Linked DNA regions of Homo sapiens: region 1 is linked to region 2. A link is an interaction called in ENCODE POLR2A ChIA-PET data of the cell type or tissue named here. Cell type or tissue: Caco-2. All regions are shown on one strand. Links, peaks and the distances in the headings refer to the core of each region. The heading gives the core; the rest is flanking DNA.

What was found. Peaks named below come from ENCODE experiments on the same cell type or tissue, not always from the same donor. Only the 100,000 strongest peaks of a DNase experiment are listed, where the experiment ranks them.
Region 1: POLR2A ChIA-PET joins it to region 2 with 5 read pairs; 2 of 35 experiments call an interaction of 5 or more read pairs at or near these places.

The regions. Positions count from the first base shown.
Region 1 is chr5:79,614,732-79,620,108 of GRCh38, forward strand. TENT2 (terminal nucleotidyltransferase 2) reads left to right here. Exons shown (of 15, transcript NM_001114394.3): 2 at 4,881-5,054; 3 at 5,263-5,352. The coding sequence starts at 4,918. Among named protein-coding and RNA genes, the nearest start is that of TENT2, 5.0 kb to the left of the region's middle. In Caco-2, for the core only: no CTCF peak of the experiment used is centred there; no DNase peak of the experiment used is centred there.
Region 2 is chr5:79,781,988-79,787,364 of GRCh38, forward strand. The region is part of intron 9 of CMYA5 (cardiomyopathy associated 5); the gene reads left to right. Among named protein-coding and RNA genes, the nearest start is that of CMYA5, 95 kb to the left of the region's middle. In Caco-2, for the core only: no CTCF peak of the experiment used is centred there; a DNase peak (open chromatin) is centred at 2,814; H3K4me3 peaks cover 692 bases.

The sequences.
Region 1 (5,377 bases), core at 323-5,322, 170 kb before region 2:
GGAGGTCCCCTTATTTCTGTTACAGTAATAGTTTTACTGTATTTTGTGAAACTCTACAGTCTCTTTAAAAAAATGATTATGTTGTTTATGATAATTGTTTTGATGTCATTTTTATTTTCATCAAAATCAATGTGAAATGTATTAGAAAAAGGCATAGAAATTCATAGGCGTTTCATTTACTTCCTCAACTCTAGATGTCTTTCAGAATACCTATATTGGTGAGCATAGAACGAATGCGTCGGAATGATTTTCCTCTACTTGAAGCCTACCTTCTTTAAAAAGAGCCTGACTTGAGGGCCAAAATTCATACTGAGGAGAGGCTGACAGATCCTTTGTTTTGCAGGGGCTCCAGAGCTTGATATATTTCTGGGAATTTGGAATATGCTAAACTAGATTTCTGCCCTAGACTAAACATCTGGCTGTGGACTCAATCTAAGTTTTTAAGCTGGGGATAATTTGGTCATTAACTTGGTAGAGTAGTTCTGAGCCACAAGTCATCTTTAGACTTAGTTTGGATTTGGCTGTGTAAGAGATGAAAACAAGGTGAGGCCTGGGCTCTTGATGTCATTTTGCATCTTCAAATCTTAATATACATGGACCTTATTCAGTTATAGAGGAAAAACAGCATATTTTTTATAGGTATAAACAAAAGTATCTAGGCTTTTTGCTATGAACCGATTTAAATAAACCTGAAAGTACAAGATTTTAATTCTAGTTTTTCTGAATACATATTTCTTCCATTCACTAGATTTGTAGTGTCTATTCCAACAAAATGAACTATCAAGCAAAATTTGTTACAGTGAATTGTATTTAATATCATTTTCTCATAAATCCTATGAAGTAGGATCCTATGTTTTATGGGAAATTAGGTTAGGGAACCAGAGTAAAAAAGGCCAAGAAGGAGTGTGAGCCTGAGCAAAGGGTGAAAAGTGTTCGTTGCCAGTCTTGAATCTGGCAATCCAAGATTTTTCTTTTTTCTTTTTTTTTTTTGTTTTTGAGACAGGGTCTTGCTCTGTTGACCAGGCTGGAGTGCAGTGGCACAGTCTCCTCGGCTCACTCCAACCTCCGTCTCCCTGGCTCAAGCGATCCTCCCACCCCAGCCTCCAGAGTAGCTGGGACTTCAGATGCAGACCACCACACCTGGCTAATTTTTGTTGTGTGTTTGTTTTTTTTTTGAGACGAAGTCTCGTTTTTTCGCCCAGGCTGGAGTGCAGTGGTGCGATCTCTGCTCACTGTAACCTCTGCTTGCCAGGTTCAAGCGATTCCCCTGCCTCAGCCTCCCAAGTAGCTGGGATTACAGGTGTCCACCACCACGCTAGCTAATTTTGTATTTTTAGTAGAGACGGGATTTTGCCGTGTTGGCCAGGCTGGTCTCGAACTCCTGACCTCAGGTGATCTGCCCACCTCGGCCTCCCAGAGTGTTGGGATTATAGGCATGAGCCATTGCACCCGGCCTAATTTTTTTTTTTTTTTTTTTTTTTTTTGAGATGGAGTTTTGTTCTTGTTGCCCAGGCTGGAGTGCAATTGCGCGATCTTGGCTCACTGCAACCTCCGCCTCCCAGGTACAAGCGATTCTCCTGTCCCAGCCTCCCAAGTAGCTGGGATTACAGGCATGTGCTACCACGCCTGGCTGATTTTTTTTGTATTTAGTAGGGATTTCACCATGTTAGTCAGGCTGGTCTTGAACTCCTGACCTTAGGTGATCCATCTGCTTCGGCCTCCCAAAGTGCTGGGATTATAGGCGTGCAGCCTAATTTTGTATTTGTTGTAGAGATGGGGTTTTACCGTGTTGCCCAGGCTGGTCTTTAACTCCTGGGCTCAAACAATCTGCCTGCCTCAGCCTCCCAAGGGATTACAGGCATGAGCAACTGCCCAGCCCAGGATTATTGTATGTATTTTTGCTAGGGGATTCCCTGGAATGCTGCTTAGTTCAAGATATTTCCATTTCCTCTGAAGAAGCTAGGGTGTACAGGTGAGGAAATATGACAGGATTATTTTCTTTTTTAAAAATCTCTTGTAAAAAGACATAAGGGTCTGCTAAAGAAAGTTGACAGACTCTTGTTTTCTGGAGGTTAACCTTGTCTCTGGTCCAAATTAGAGTCAGGCATTTAGGATGAGGTCTGATGATGGTTCATAGAATTTTGTCCACAATCTGTTATGAACCCTGGACTGGTGAGCCTTGTTATCTGTGGCCAACCTAGGGAATTTTAATCTTATGGAATTGAAAAAACAAGGAACAATGTTTGTGAGGGATTTATTAATTTCTTCCCAGATTTTTCTTTTTCTCCCCTGTTGTCTCTCATAGTTTTTCCAGCCCTCCTAGTCACAATCCCCAGAGGCAGCTACTTCAATTCTTCTGGCTACCTAGTTTTACTTTACTCTGTTGTTTAAAAAAAAAAAGAAAAGAAAAAAGAATAAAGCTTCTATAGTTCATTCTTTTGATTTATTTTTACTGAAAATGAGAATTTAGCACTTTTTGTACCCTCTTGTCATCCTCCATATAAAACTTGTGATATATAAACACAAATGTATAAGGTAGTGTCATATATAAATAATATATAATAAATTTTATATAGTAACTCAGTTTTAAAAAAATCAGTATATTCATTCTTTGTAAGAATCAGGTAACTGATTATATTGCCTTTTTTATATTACCTATTGAGTGTTTTTTTCTTTGGTAATTTATTTTTAACTAGCTACTTTTCTGTATTTCTAAAATTATTTCTACTCTGTTAACAGAACTTATCTCTATGGTCAAATACATCAGATAATCCACCAGTTGATTTTTCTTTTCTTAGATATCTTCTTGAAGCCCTGCATCCTCCCATTCTAATTTGAACTGTTAGCTTCCCATCACTGTCATCTCGGGTAATTTACTTTGTTTCTGCCCTACATCAGATCTCCCTTTTTCTAGATTCCAGGTTTTCTTTTTCTTTTTTGATAACTTAAATGTCTAAGAATGTTTCTAGTTGCCTTTGCATTGATAGTACAGCTAGGTATAGAATTACAGCCTGAGAGCATTTCCGTCAGAGATTTGAAGTCATGAGTCCATGTCCTGTGCTATTGAGAAGTCCAAAGCCATTTTGATTTCTTGCCGTTTGTTTATAACATTTTCCCTCTTTGAATATTTTATAAACTTCCTTTTTTTGTGTGATATTCTGAAACTTCAATATAATATACCTTGACATGTAACTTTTTTACTGTGCTTTGTACCCTTTAGATCCTTTCAGTCTGGGGATTGGTGTCTTTCAGTCTTTGGCATTTTTTTTGTTTTATTTATTAGGTAATGTCCTGTATTTTTTCTGTTCTTTCTGGACCTTCTGTTACAATGTTAGATCACATAGTTTAATACTTTTTGTTTTCTCTTCTGTTGTCTTGCCTCCTTCCTGCCCCTACCACCTTTTCCTTTTCGTTCTTTCTAATACATTTCCTCAAAGTTATCTTTTAAATTTCTGCTGGGTAGTTTTGCTTTCAATTTTATAATTTCCCAGAGCCTGTTTATTTTATTTTTGTGAGATAGGGTCTTGCCTTGTGTCCCAGGGTGGAGTGCAGTGGCATGAACATGGTTCACTACAGCCTTGACCTCCTGGACTCAAGCAATCCTCCCACCTCAGCCTCCTGTGTAGCTGGGACCATAGGCAAACACTACTGTGCCTGGCTAATTTTTTTGATTTTTTTTTTTTATAGAGACAGGGTCTCACTTTGTTGTCCAGGCTAGTCTTGAACTCCTGAGCTCAAGTAGTCTTCCCACCCCGGCCTCCCAGAGTGCTGGGATTGTAGGTGTGAGCCACCACATCCGGCCCCTTTCTTTTTAAATAGCATATTCTTGTTTTATATATGCAATGTCTTTTCATTAATCTGAGTTTTTTTTTTGAGTGTTCATTTGTTCCTGACATCGTTTCTGTTTATTCCCAGGTTTTATTTTTCTTCTGGTGATCCATGGATGCCTATTTTAAGTGAGAATATCAGGAGTCTAATTAGAAACTCTAAAAGTATGTGGGTAGGGCCTGTCAACTAGTTGGCTTCATGTTAAGTTGATTAGTTAGCTACCTTGACATTTTCTTGATGGACTCCCAAGTATTATTATGTTCTCTTGTTACTACGTTACATAGTTTCTCTCTCATTTTGTTTTTTCATAAGAGTTTTCTAATTGCTTGCTTTGAGAAAGTGGGCTGAGGGGTCCTATTTTTCTTTGTAGACTTTACCTGATCCTCATTTTCAGTTTATTACTTTATCCTATCCTTTGCAAGACTACAGCCTTGATATATTGGTCACTGCAAAGAATAAATATCTACTCTCCTCCCTGGATCAGTGAAGGATTCTGATTGCTTTGTACAATTTTTCCCTATTCCTGTGGAACATAGCCCTCTTTTATTGGAAGTCTTTTATATAAATTATGTAGACTTTGAGGGGAATCTCAGAATCTTATAAATTGTTAAGACAATATAAAATCCATTCCTTATTTGATCAGACCTGTAAGATCCAAATTCTAGGAATCAGGATGTCATGTGATGGTTTATACCTTTGTATAAATTAGTTTGAGAATAAATGTAATAATCTGTGGGATTTTATTAATGTCAGGTGATAACTTGGATTTCTAAAAGATTTGTTGATACGAGGGTAAAAGTATTAGGGTAAATTAATCAGAAAATTAGAAATGTGCATATATCTTGCTGTTTGAATTATGTTAATCTTAGATTTGGAATTTATTATTAGTTTTCTTTTGTTACCTACAGTGGCACTTAGGAGACCTATTTAACTTTGCAAATAAAATTTGTAACTTGATAACTAATTGTTTTAAGTTAGTGGATAATAGTTATCAAAGTGTTTAGTGTCTTTAAGCTATGATAATTTAATATTGTCTTTTTAAATTATCCTAGGTAGAAGAATACATGTTCACTTCCAGTGAACAAGAGCATGTTCCCAAACTCAATTTTGGGTCGCCCACCCTTCACTCCAAATCATCAACAACATAATAACTTCTTTACCCTGTCACCTACTGTTTATTCACACCAGCAGCTTATAGATGCACAATTCAACTTTCAGAATGCAGAGTGAGTATGGTGATATTTTGGCCCATGTTGTTGGTAAATTTCATTTTCTATTTGACATAAACCCTTTTTGTATGAAACTTTTGAACATGGAGAATATGTCGTCACATTTTTTTTTGATACGGATGTATTTAATTTTTTTTCAGAGACTGGTTTTGTTTTTAAAGAAAAAATATGTATAAATTACTGTTCTTTTCTTTGATTTTGTTAGCTTGTCTAGAGCTGTGTCATTACAGCAGCTGACATATGGAAATGTCAGTCCAATACAGACCTCAGCTTCCCCATTATTTCGAGGAAGGAAGTAAGTACTTCTTAATTATTTTAAA
Region 2 (5,377 bases), core at 178-5,177:
AGTTCTTTTAATTGTGATGTTAGGGTGTCAATTTTGGATCTTTCCTGCTTTCTCTTGTAGGCATTTAGTGCTATAAATTTCCCTCTACACACTGCTTTGAATGCGTCCCAGAGATTCTGGTATGTGGTGTCTTTGTTCTCGTTGGTTTCAAAGAACATCTTTATTTCTGCCTTCATTTCGTTATGTACCCAGTAGTCATTCAGGAGCAGGTTGTTCAGTTTCCATGTAGTTGAGCGGCTTTGAGTGAGATTCTTAATCCTGAGTTCTAGTTTGATTGCACTGTGGTCTGAGAGATAGTTTGTTATAATTTCTGTTCTTTTACATTTGCTGAGGAGAGCTTTACTTCCAACTATGTGGTCAATTTTGGAATAGGTGTGGTGTGGTGCTGAAAAAAATGTATATTCTGTTGATTTGGGGTGGAGAGTTCTGTAGATGTCTATTAGGTCTGCTTGGTGCAGAGCTGAGTTCAATTCCTGGGTATTCTTGTTGACTTTCTGTCTCGTTGATCTGTCTAATGTTGACAGTGGGGTGTTAAAGTCTTCCATTATTAATGTGTGGGAGTCTAAGTCTCTTTGTAGGTCACTCAGGACTTGCTTTATGAATCTGGGTGCTCCTGTATTGGGTGCATAAATATTTAGGATAGTTAGCTCCTCTTGTTGAATTGATCCCTTTACCATTATGTAATGGCCTTCTTTGTCTCTTTTGATCTTTGTTGGTTTAAAGTCTGTTTTATCAGAGACTAGGATTGCAACCCCTGCCTTTTTTTGTTTTCCATTGGCTTGGTAGATCTTCCTCCATCCTTTTATTTTGAGCCTATGTGTGTCTCTGCACGTGAGATGGGTTTCCTGAATACAGCACACTGATGGATCTTGACTCTTTATCCAACTTGCCAGTCTGTGTCTTTTAATTGCAGAATTTAGTCCATTTATATTTAAAGTTAATATTGTTATGTGTGAATTTGATCCTGTCATTATGATGTTAGCTGGTGATTTTGCTCATTAGTTGATGCAGTTTCTTCCTAGTCTCGATGGTCTTTACATTTTGGCATGATTTTGCAGCGGCTGGTACCGGTTGTTCCTTTCCATGTTTAGCGCTTCCTTCAGGAGCTCTTTTAGGGCAGGCCTGGTGATGACAAAATCTCTCAGCATTTGCTTGTCTATAAAGTATTTTATTTCTCCTTCACTTATGAAGCTTAGTTTGGCTGGATATGAAATTCTGGGTTGAAAATTCTTTTCTTTAAGAATGTTGAATATTGGCCCCCACTCTCTCCTGGCTTGTAGGGTTTCTGCCGAGAGATCCGCTGTTAGTCTGATGGGCTTTCCTTTGAGGGTAACCCGACCTTTCTCTCTGGCTGCCCTTAACATTTTTTCCTTCATTTCAACTTTGGTGAATCTGACAATTATGTGTCTTGGAGTTGCTCTTCTCGAGGAGTATCTTTGTGGCGTTCTCTGTATTTCCTGAATCTGAATGTTGGCCTGCCTTGCTAGATTGGGGAAGTTCTCCTGGATAATATCCTGCAGAGTGTTTTCCAACTTGGTTCCATTCTCCACATCACTTTCAGGTACACCAATCAGACGTAGATTTGGTCTTTTCACATAGTCCCATATTTCTTGGAGGCTTTGCTCATTTCTTTTTATTCTTTTTTCTCTAAACTTCCCTTCTCGCTTCATTTCATTCATTTCATCTTCCATTGCTGATACCCTTTCTTCCAGTTGATCGCATCGGCTCCTGAGGCTTCTGCATTCTTCACGTAGTTCTCGAGCCTTGGTTTTCAGCTCCATCAGCTCCTTTAAGCACTTCTCTGTATTGGTTATTCTAGTTATACATTCTTCTAAATTTTTTTCAAAGTTTTCAACTTCTTTGCCTTTGGTTTGAATGTCCTCCCGTAGCTCAGAGTAATTTGATCGTCTGAAGCCTTCTTCTCTCAGCTCGTCAAAATCATTCTCCATCCAGCTTTGTTCCGTTGCTGGTGAGGAACTGCGTTCCTTTGGAGGAGGAGAGGCGCTCTGCATTTTAGAGTTTCCAGTTTTTCTGTTCTGTTTTTTCCCCATCTTTGTGGTTTTATCTACTTTTGGTCTTTGATGATGGTGATGTACAGATGGGTTTTCGGTGTAGATGTCCTTTCTGGTTGTTAGTTTTCCTTCTAACAGACAGGACCCTCAGCTGCAGGTCTGTTGGAATACCCTGCCGTGTGAGGTGTCAGTGTGCCCCTGCTGGGGGGTGCCTCCCAGTTAGGCTGCTCGGGGGTCAGGGGTCAGGGACCCACTTGAGGAGGCAGTCTGCCCGTTCTCAGATCTCCAGCTGCGTGCTGGGAGAACCACTGCTCTCTTCAAAGCTGTCAGACAGGGACACTTAAGTCTGCAGAGGTTACTGCTGTCTTTTTGTTTGTCTGTGCCCTGCCCCCAGAGGTGGAGCCTACAGAGGCAGGCAGGCCTCCTTGAGCTGTGGTGGGCTCCACCCAGTTCGAGCTTCCCGGCTGCTTTGTTTACCTAAGCAAGCCTGGGCAATGGCGGGAGCCCCTCCCCCAGCCTCGCTGCCGCCTTGCAGTTTGATCTCAGACTGCTGTGCTAGCAATCAGCGAGATTCCGTGGGCGTAGGACCCTCTGAGCCAGGTGTGGGATATAGTCTCGTGGTGCGCCGTTTCTTAAGCCGGTCTGAAAAGCGCAATATTCGGGTGGGAGTGACCCGATTTTCCAGGTGCGTCCGTCACCCCTTTCTTTGACTCGGAAAGGGAACTCCCTGACCCCTTGCGCTTCCCAGGTGAGGCAATGCCTCGCCCTGCTTCGGCTCGCTCACGGTGCGCGCACACACTGGCCTGCGCCCACTGTCTGGCACTCCCTAGTGAGATGAACCCGGTACCTCAGATGGAAATGCAGAAATCACCCGTCTTCTGCGTCGCTCACGCTGGGAGCTGTAGACCGGAGCTGTTCCTATTCGGCCATCTTGGCTCCCAGTAATTTCATTTTTAAAAACTAGGTATTTTATCATCTGGAATTTATCTCAGTAGATTGTGTGAAGTAGGAAATCCTACTTTTTTTTTTTTTTTAGTATGGCTATCTAGCTGTCCCATCAGGAAAACCCATCATTTTCCCTTCTGATCTGAAATACTTCCATTATTATACACTCAAGAGACTATATGTTTGGGTCTATTCCTGACCTTTATAATCTGTCTATTGATCCATCTATTTATGCCCCAGGACCATACTGGTTTTATTATTGTAGCTTTATAATTTAGAATTCCTGGTAGATTAGGTTGCCGCTTCCTGACTTTTTTTTTCTATTTGCTAGTTTGTATTTGATATGATCTTTAGAATCAGGATGCGTAGCCTCCTCCATCAGCCTGCTCCTGACTATTTGTTATTTTTAGAGATCATGTTAAATTTATAGATTAACTTAGGGAGAATTGAAATTTTTATGATGTTGCATTTTCCTATCCAAGAACTGATGTGCCTTTCCCTTCACTCAAGTCTTTTTTTGTTTCCCTCAGTAGCATCTTAAAAAATGTTCTTTATATAGATCTTATATCTTTATATATTTTTATGTCTGTCACTATTCTAAATAAGATTTTTCATTTTATCTCCTATCTAGTTGTTATTTGTATATAAAGGCTTTTGATTTCTTGTATCAGTTTTATATCTAGCCATCTTACTGAATTCTCTTATTATGTAAGAGTTTTTCAACTGATTTTCTTGGGTTCTCTAGATAAATGGTCCCATCATCTGCAAATGGTAGTAATTTTACCTCCTCCCTCCCAGTGTTTTTAACCTCATGTTTCTCTCTGACTTAATGGGAATGCTTTTAATATCCCCCTTAACCATTATGACCCCAATTATTTTTTACTTCGTAAAAATCCTTTTCAATTCCTACCAAAAATGATTCTGACCCCATTGTGCACCTTAGTCATGGCAAACTTTCCAGTTGCTCCTTGCCAAAACTCAAGAATAAAAGGGCCCAAGCTAGAGAGGCTGTCCTCACAAGCATCAGCTGCTGGGGGCTTCCACTCATTTTCCTCTGAAACAACAGAGAAAGAGACCATCTCTCATTCGCAGAGCAGCCCAAGGCCTTCTGAGGAGACAGTGAGTCTCCTCTAAGTCATTTCTCTCTGCTTTGTAGCAGTGGAGCTACCAAGGGTGAGATGAGCAGGTTGAGAGGCCTCTGAAGCCTGCTGGGCACAATGCTCTGTGATAAGTTTCAGCTCCACTGGAGCTTATCATCCACCAGCAATCGACTTCATGGCTGCTGCTCAGAGGCTCTAGGTGCTGCGCTGCTCACTGCCCTCACGTCTCTGGGACTTCCACACATAAAGCCATCTCTTTCCATTGCACTATGGCACTTGTAGGGAGGATCCCACACTTAGGGCCCAAAATGAGACCATTTGAGTCAAATTTCTAATTGTCTTTCAAATTTTATTATTGGCTGTAGACTTCCAATCATAGTCACATCAGTCGTGTTATTTACTGGTATAAAATCCCTAAGCACCAACTAAGTACCAACAATCGTGGCCTCATTTGCTGTCTGATCACTCACCTTAGTTTGGGTATTCTGTGAACTTGAATTCTACTGCAAACTATGCAATGCTTGTTATAAGTCATATGGACTTAGTTACAATTAGGACAAATTTTTGTTTCTAAAATTAAAAAAATCATAATCTCTGGAAGAGTGCTACTCTTTAGATCTCAAATTCCAGAATTTTTGAAGTTTTTGTTAGGCTAAAAAGCAGGGACAGCTGACATGAAGACTTTGGTGACATCTGAGTGGAGTCAGAATAAGTAGACAAGGAAACGAACCATTTGTTCTAACCTTTTTTGCTTTGTTCTTGGTGCTTGAGCATAAGGTGGCAACTTGTATACAATAAAACACCACCACATTTCGTATTACTTTTGTTTGCGTGCCTGCTGCTTTTATTTCACAGATTCAATGAGGACATTGTGCACATTTGTCAAATCTGCCTGACCTGTTTCATGCACTGAAAGCAGGACGGATCCCATATTTTGACTTCAGTACCATGTAAACCTTTATTCTTTAAATGAGCAATGAGACAGAGCATGCAGTTGACTATATATGTGGAATTTTCTCCTTGACAGACTTCATCATCTTAAGGGCAAACACTTACCTACAAAACAGTATCCTTGCTGTTTAACAACTGTGTTGTTATAAAATGAAGCCAGTGTGTTGTCTTTGTCTCTAAAGCTAAAATTTCCCCACCAATCCTTGTCACTTTTCCCCTTCCCACCCCCGCCTCCTCAACAAGCCCTCAGAATAACAGGCAGAGACAGGGCCTGGGCACATGATAAGTGATCAATACATATTTATTTAGGGAGCAAATGAAGTCTGAAATTCAGTTCAGGCTGACTATGCTTAGTGAGACAATAATTTT